2 separate regions of the Homo sapiens genome follow, and region 1 is linked to region 2. Evidence: read pairs that join two places in POLR2A ChIA-PET (ENCODE). Cell type or tissue: Panc1. All regions are shown on one strand.

Region 1 (4,000 bases), 1.5 Mb after region 2:
GATCTCCTGAACTCGTGATCCGCCCGCCTTGGCCTCCCAAAGTGCTGAGATTGCAGGCGTGAGCCACTGTGCCTGGCCTTTTGTAGGTCTTTTATCTTATTTCTTCTTCCATATGTTACTTCTGACAATCCTAAGATTATTAGAATCATTAGAATCCTCTCATGGGTGCCCATGTAGTTAATAAAAAAAACAAAATAGGTATGTGTCACTTTAATTATTTCTGATTTTAAAAATATCTTTTATTGATACTGAGGTAGTTTATGCTAATATTGGGCCTGATCCTTCATTAACATTTTCTAATTGAGTAATAAAATAAAATAAAATGTCATTGCCATATCCATGGTCATCTAGGTTTTCTCCTGTTATATTTTAGCTTAACAGTTTTGCATTTTATATTTAGAGCTATGATCCATTTTGAGTTAATATTTGTGAAGGGTGTGTCTGTGTCTAGGTTCACTGTTTTGCATGTGGAAGTTCAGTTGTTCAATTGTTTCCATTTGTTGAAAAGACTATCTTTGCTCTATTGTGTTGCCTTTGCTTCTTTGTCAAAGATTGACTACTTGACTACCATGTTTGTACAGGTCTATTTCTGGTCTCTCTAGATCTATTTGTCATTATTGTTTGTCATTGATCTATTTGTCTATTTTTTCACCACTCATTGTCTTTCTCCTTCAATTTCTCTTTTGCTGGTTCCTCCTGCTCTCCTCCATCCTTGTACCAGGATATCTCAGGGCTCAGTTTTTTTTTTTTTTTTTTTTTGACAGAATCTCACTCTGTCTGCCAGGCTGGAATGCACTGGCATGATCTCGGCTCACTGCAACCTCCATCTCCTGGGCTCAAGCAAGTATCCTGCCTCAGTCTCCCGAGTAGCTGGGATTACAGGAGTGTGCCACCACGCCCTGCTACTTTTTGTATTTTTAATAGAGATGGGGTTTTGCCATGTTGGCCAGGCTTGTCTTGAACTGCTGATCTCAGGTGATCCACCTGCCTCGGCCTCCCAAAGTGCTGGGATTACAGACATGAGCCACGACGCCTGGCCCACTTACGATCATTTTAAAAACACACTATATAACTTATTTATTTTGTATATTCTCTGTCTTCCCTATGAGAATGCAAACTCCATGAGGGCAAGATATTTGTTTCCTGTCAGATTACTAATACCTAGAAGAGATATGGGTGACATTCAATAAATATTTGTTGAAAATACATTAGAATACAGGTTTCATTATCCCATTTCACAGATTAGAAAATAAAATTCAGAGAGGTCACTGAGTTTCCCAAGGACACAACATAATAAACACTAAGACTGAAGCTCAGATATTCAGATTTCCTGCCTAGAGATCTTTCTAGTCTTCCAGGGAGACTTAGAGGAAGACAGTGTATTTGAGGAGGGCAAGGAGGCAAATTCGTCTGAAGTGTGGAAAGAGAAAGGACTCTAAGGGAAGTGGGATGGTTCTTGCTACCAAAACAAACAGCTTTCACCAAAAGAACCATGTATCTGACTAGAATTTCTTTTCTTTTCTTTTTTTTTTTTTGAGGCAGAGTCTCACCCTGTTGCCCAGGCTGGAGTGCAGTGGTGTGATCTCCGTTCATTTCAACATCTGCCTCTCGGGTTCAAGCAATTCTCCTGCCTCAGCCTCCTGAGTAGCTGGAATTGGCGCCACCAAGCCTGGCTAATTTGTTTTTGTATTTTTAGTAGAGACCAGGTTTTGCCATGTTGGCCAGGCTGATCTTGAACTCCTGACCTCAGGTGATCTGCCCAACTCAGCCTCTCAAAGTGCTGGGATTACAGGCATGAGCCACCGCGCCCGGCAGACTAGTATTTCTCTAATGCCCGCATCCAAGGGTAGCAATACATTTAATTTGCATTAGGGAATATTTCCTGGGCCATTGTTCATACCCATTCTCTTAAATGAAAAATGTCCTCCTTTTACTTTGAAATATGCACTTCCCATTTTCTCCAGGAAGTAGTACCAATTACAAGCATAATATTTGTACGAGTTATCTCTGGCAACTCTCCATATACTCAGAGTGTCTCTATATTGAGCTTTTTCTGCCTCTCCCTATATTGTAAAAATCATTTTCATATTATATGCTCAGTTTCACCCTCTTAATACCAGTGTCTTTTCATAGAACCTTCCTTTTTCCTGAAAACTGCAATAGTGAGGAATACTTTTTTTTTTGAGACAGAGTCTCACTCTGTTGTCTGAGCTGGAGTGCAGTGGCACAATCTAGGCTCACTGCAACCTCCGCCTCCTGGGTTCAAGCAATTCTCCTGCCTCAGCCTCCCAAGTAGCTGGGATCACAGGTGCCTGCCACTACGCCCAGTTAATTTTTTGTATTTTTAGTAGAGATGGGGTTTCATCATGTTGGCCTGGCTGGTCTCAAACTCCTGACCTCGTGATTTGTCCGCCTCAGCCTCCCAAAGTGCTGGGATTACAGGTATGAGCCACCTTGCCCGGCTGTGAGGAATACTTTGACCTCAGACACACATGGATAGAAATATTGGTTCCAAGTTCTATAACTTGTGTGAGCTTGAGGAAGTTATTTACATTATTTAACGTCCCTGCTCCTCAACTTCTGCATCTATAAGACAGGGAAATGATTGTAAGCAACAATTGCACCTACACCTTAGGCTTGCTTTGTTCGTTTACATATGAAAAATCATTAAATACTTGATTTAATGGCTGGTAATAAATTGTAGCTATTACTATTGTTCTAGTGATTTCTTTTTCATTATTAGTTTATAGGGAATTACAAAGATCAGAACTTTGGAGATTTGTTAAAAATATACCCACATCCAATAGTATATTAAGGAATGAGCAAGACTGTAAAGCCAGGAATATCTGTGTGTGAGCCATAACTCACATACTAGCTCCACACTTAGGCAAGACAGATGATCGCTGCAAGCCTCGGTGCTTCAACTTAAAATTAGGAAAATAATAGTTTACTCAGAGAATCAGGGTAAGGGTTCAGTCTTATATTCAAAGGTATTCATTGAGCGCAAGGCAGTATGGATTCATTGATGAGCAAGAACAGACACTGTTCCTGTCCAAATGCAGCTTATATTCTAGGGAGACAGACATCAATCTAGTTATTATGCTCATAAATGTAAAGGTGGCAAGGGAACAAAGTTCATGGTATTACGAGGAATACAGGACTTTCACTGATGTAGTTTAAGGAAGTCTTTCCTAAAGAAAAAATAGTTTCCCTGAGATACAGTCACGAGGTAAAGATAACTAACTAGGCAAAGCCAAGCGCAAAGCTTTTCAGCTAGAGGGAACCTCAGGTGAAAAGTCCAGTCATGAAAAAGAGACTGATTGCGTGGAGTTCATGGAGTATGAGGCATAGACTGCAGGAGACATCAAACCATGACTTGCAGATGAAGAAGCATTTTAAAAGTTAGACACGCACAGCATTTCAGGAAGTTATATATAAGGAGTGTTATAGAAGATAACACCTCTAAAATGTGTAGTATATATATCAGGGGTTTTTTTTGAGACAGAGTTTTGCTCTTGTTGCCTAGGCTGGAGTGCAATGGCGTGATCTCGGCTCACTGCGAACTCCTCCTCCCGGGTTCAAGCGGTTCTCCTGCCTCAGCCTCCCAAGTAGCTGGGATTGCAGGCGTGTGCCACCACGCCGAGATATTGTTTGTATTTTTAGTAGAGATGGGGTTTTGCCCTGCAGGCCAGGCTGGTCTCAAACTTCTGACCTCAGGTGATCAGCCTGCCTCGGCCTCCCAAAGTGCTAAGACTACAGGCGTGAGCAACCGCGCCAGGCTAATTTTTGTATTTTTAGTAGAGACAGGGTTTCGCCATGTTCGAACTTCTGACAGGTGATCTGCCCACCTCGGTCTCCCAAAGTGCTGGGATTACAGGCTTAAGTCACCGCGCCCGGCCCAGATTCTTAAAATGTTAGTTTCTGCCTCCTCTTTCCTTTACCTTGTCAAATTAACCAGGGTCTGAGGGCTGGGCGCGGTAGCTCGCGCCTTTAATACCAG
Region 2 (4,000 bases):
ATGGACCTGGAGAATGAAAATCTCCATCTGATTCTTTTGAACTGATATTTCCTTGTTGCTGTGGAGATACTATATATATATATTTATGTCATGAACACTAAATGACCAGCCTACAGCGTTGTACTCCATACTCAGAGACCCTGTTATTTACTTGAAAGTCCAATTAATATGAACTTCAAATTTCAACAGAATCTCGTTATCTTTGCCAAACAGCTAATCTCATCATCTTGAAATTGGTGAATGGCATTTATACACTTTTAGTTGGAATCATCTCTTTTTCTTTCACATCCTACATAATAATCTATCAGTAAGTTCTATGAGCTCTTCCTTGAAAACACAAACAGAATTCAACCATTTCTCATTCCCACTGCTGCTACTCTGGTCAAGCCCTGCCATCTCCTACCTTTATTATTGCAACACCATCATCACCTGGTTCTCCCAGAGGAATTCCAATAAAGGGCAATTCAGATCAGATGACTCCTCTGCTGAAACCCCCCCAAGTGGTTCTCATGTCACTTAATGAAAAACTCAAGGCCGGGAGCAGTGGCTCACGCCTGTAATCCCAGCACTTTGGGAGGCCGAGGCGGGCAGATCACGAGGTCGGGAGATCCAAACCATCCTGGCTAACACGGTGAAACCCCGTCTCTACCAAACATACAAAAAATTAGCCGGGCGCAGTGGCGGGCGCCTGTAGTCCCCAGCTACTCGGGAGGCTGAGGCAGGAGAATGGCGTGAACCCGGGAGCCGGAGCACGCAGTGAGCCGAGATAGCGTCACTGCACTCTGGCCTGGGCCAAAGAGCGAGACTCCGTCTCAACAACAACAACAAAAAAACACCTCAAGGTCCTTTCAGTGGGTTACAGCGCCACACTGTCTGATCCTTGTTACCTCTTTAGCCTCAAATCCCGCTACTCTTCCTCTCCTTCCTAGCCAACTCGACTAGTTCCTGGAACTTGCTAGAAGTACTCATCACTCTCAGGAAGGACGTACTAATGGTTCCCCTTGAGTGGTCCACTCAGCTTCTAGGTTTCTGCAGGTGTTGTTCACTCACTTCCTTCAGGTTTGTATTCAAATATCATAGTCTTCTTGAGGCTATCCATAACAACACTGTTTAGCATTACAACACCTCCCCACCGCCTCCCTCTATATTTTTTCCTGCCCTTGAGGAGCTTTCAGTCTATTTGGTCAGTCAAAACATGCCCTCATGGGAAGCAGAGCAGGAATTAAATATTATATAGAATGTCAGAAAAGAGGCCAGGCACAGTGGCTCACGCCTGTAAGCCCAGGAATTTGGGAGGCTAAGGTGGGTAGATCACATGAGGTCAGGAGTTCGAGACCAGCCTGACCAACATGGTGAAACACTGTCTCTACTAAAAATACAAGATTAGCCAGGCACAGTGGCTCACGCCTGTAAGCCCAGGAATTTGGGAGGCTAAGGTGGGTAGATCACATGAGGTCAGGAGTTCGAGACCAGCCTGACCAACATGGTGAAACACTGTCTCTACTAAAAATACAAGATTAGCCAGGCATGGTGGCACACGCCTGTAATCCCAGCTACTTGGGAGGCTGAGGCAGGAGAATTGCTTGAACTCAGAAAGTTCAGAAAATAGTATAAATCATGTCGGTATTGGAAGAGATGGTTGATGCTTGGACAAGTGGCTTGTTAGGCCAATGACAGGAATGTAGACTTTCTTCTGAACATCGGGAACCACGCAAAATCCCTTTCCTGACCCCTCAACTGTTCTGATTATGTAAAACAATTCTCATATCTTTTACAAAACTATTTCTTGCACTGAGTATATTGAATTCAAATTATGTGTTTAATTTATCTGAACAAGTGCCTGAATGGATATGAATAAAATAAATACAAATCTAAATGAATTTACAAATGATAAAATGAAATACTTCAGCGTACATGTGAAGTATTTCCTTTCCCTTGCAGAAAAGGAAAATATTTCAAGAAGAATCCCTTACAAAACAAGTCTCACAGGCCGGGCGCAGTGGCTCAAGCTTGTAATCCCAGCACTTTGGGAGGCCAAGGCAGGCAGATCACCTGAGGTCAGGAGTTCAAGATCAGGCTGGCCAACATGGTGAAAGCCCATCTCTACTAAAATACGAAAATTAGCCGGGCATGGTGGCACACATTTGGCCTGTAGTCCCAGCCACTTGGAAGGCTGAGGCAGGAGAATCACTCAAACCCGGGAAGTGGAAGTTGCAGTGAGCTGACATTGCACCACTGCACTCCAGCCTGGGCGACAGAGCGAGACTCCATCTGAAAAAAAAGGGAAAAAGGGAAAAAAAAATCGAGTCTTATATAGTAGCAGAGATTTTTGTTAAGTGCTCACTCTTTTTTCAGCATCTACAGACTTTTGGAGTATAAGGGGAGATTTCCTTTTTCATAACCAAATTTTTGCTATAAGCAATATTTCATAGTTTACAGAAGTTCTTTTTATAGAAGTTGAAGTGACTTTTCCACAAACATGTTTGTACATTATTTTTCTTGTTTCTTGTTTGTACTTCTAGATACATTTAAAATTGTAATAAATCGATATACAAGTTATAAAGAATAATATGATGGCCATGCTTGAACCCAATTGTCAATCAAATATATTTGTTATATCTGTTATATTTGTCATATTACCAAAAACTGCTTTGACCTCTTCTGTCATCTTCCTGCTACTGCCCCCAGAGGTAACCATGACCATAAATTATGTCACTTTCTGGCCTTAATCCTTCTTGTTCCTCTGTTCCTTACAGTCATTTTGTACTTTTTAAATTAGCCTTCCCATTTGATCCTCTTTGAGGTCATTAGGACATTATTTCATAAACATGAACATGTGCTCAGAGTCACACATATTATTAGGTGGTTCACAAATACTTCTTAGTCTATTTTTTCCTGGTTTATTTCCTTTTATGCTAGGATATTCTATTCTCTTGATTTTCGATTTCTTTAGTCAGCGTATCTTAAATTTACTCTATTCATTTGTATATTGCATAGGATAATAGCTGGTATGTAGTTGGTGCTCAATAATTACTTGTGGAATAAATTAATTTTTCTTAACATACAGCAGGGAGACTTGGAGAGGAAAGGGCCTAGGGAGAGTTTCCTATTTCTTTTTTTTTTTTTTTTTTTTTTTTTTTTTGAGACGGAGTCTCACTCTGTCGCCCAGGCTGGAGTGCAGTGGCACGATCTCGGCTCACTGCAAGCTCCGCCTCCCGGGTTCACGCCATTCTCCTGCCTCAGCCTCCCGAGTAGCTGGGACTACAGGCGCCCGCTACAACGCCCGGCTAATTTTTTGTATTTTTAGTAGAGACGGGGTTTCACCGTGTTAGCCAGGATGGTCTCGATCTCCTGACCTCGTGATCCGCCCGCCTCGGCCTCCCAAAGTGCTGGGATTACAGGCGTGAGCCACCGCGCCCGGCCGAGTTTCCTATTTCTTAACCACACCATTGATAGTTTGGGATAGAGACAAATAGAGAAAGTTATCTTTAGAGGAGCTGTCTGTTGCACCAAAAAAAAAAATGTAACAGCACTGTTAACATCTTGGCATTGACCCTTATAGTCACTCTTTTTTCCTAAAACTATATGTGTGTGTGTGTGTGTGTGTGTGTGTGTGTGTGTGACATCATGTAAATAAGAATACACTACTTGGCAACTTGGATTTACCCCATACAATGCCATGAGCATATTTTATGTCGTTTTTTTTAAAGCATTCTTTTTAACAGCTGCATAATATTCCATTAGGGATAAAACCTAGTTTTAGGCAAAGTCCAACTCTTCAACATTAGTATTTCCAGTTGTTAGCCACAGTAAACAAAAATATGGACAATATTAACAAAATTAGAAGTTAAAATCAATGAGTTTGTATATTTTTAAATATTTGCAGAAAAGAAAAGGGAGTAGTCTGGAATGGGGACTAGATTTCAAACTTGGATGAGTAAGTGAAGCCAGGTAGAGTATCATAAGGTCTGTCTTGGTTGTGCTGAGTTTCAGATGCCTG

The links. ChIA-PET counts read pairs that join two places held together with the same protein. Peaks named below come from ENCODE experiments on the same cell type or tissue, not always from the same donor. Only the 100,000 strongest peaks of a DNase experiment are listed, where the experiment ranks them.
Region 1: POLR2A ChIA-PET joins it to region 2 with 6 read pairs; 2 of 35 experiments call an interaction of 5 or more read pairs at or near these places.

What each region holds. Positions count from the first base shown.
Region 1 is chr6:27,675,357-27,679,356 of GRCh38, forward strand. No RefSeq gene overlaps it. Among named protein-coding and RNA genes, the nearest start is that of TRV-AAC4-1, 3.8 kb to the right of the region's middle. RefSeq lists an enhancer at 3,230-3,731. In Panc1, no CTCF peak of the experiment used is centred here; no DNase peak of the experiment used is centred here.
Region 2 is chr6:26,209,457-26,213,456 of GRCh38, forward strand. No RefSeq gene overlaps it. Among named protein-coding and RNA genes, the nearest start is that of H2BC8, 5.2 kb to the right of the region's middle. In Panc1, no CTCF peak of the experiment used is centred here; no DNase peak of the experiment used is centred here; H3K27ac peaks cover 1,796 bases.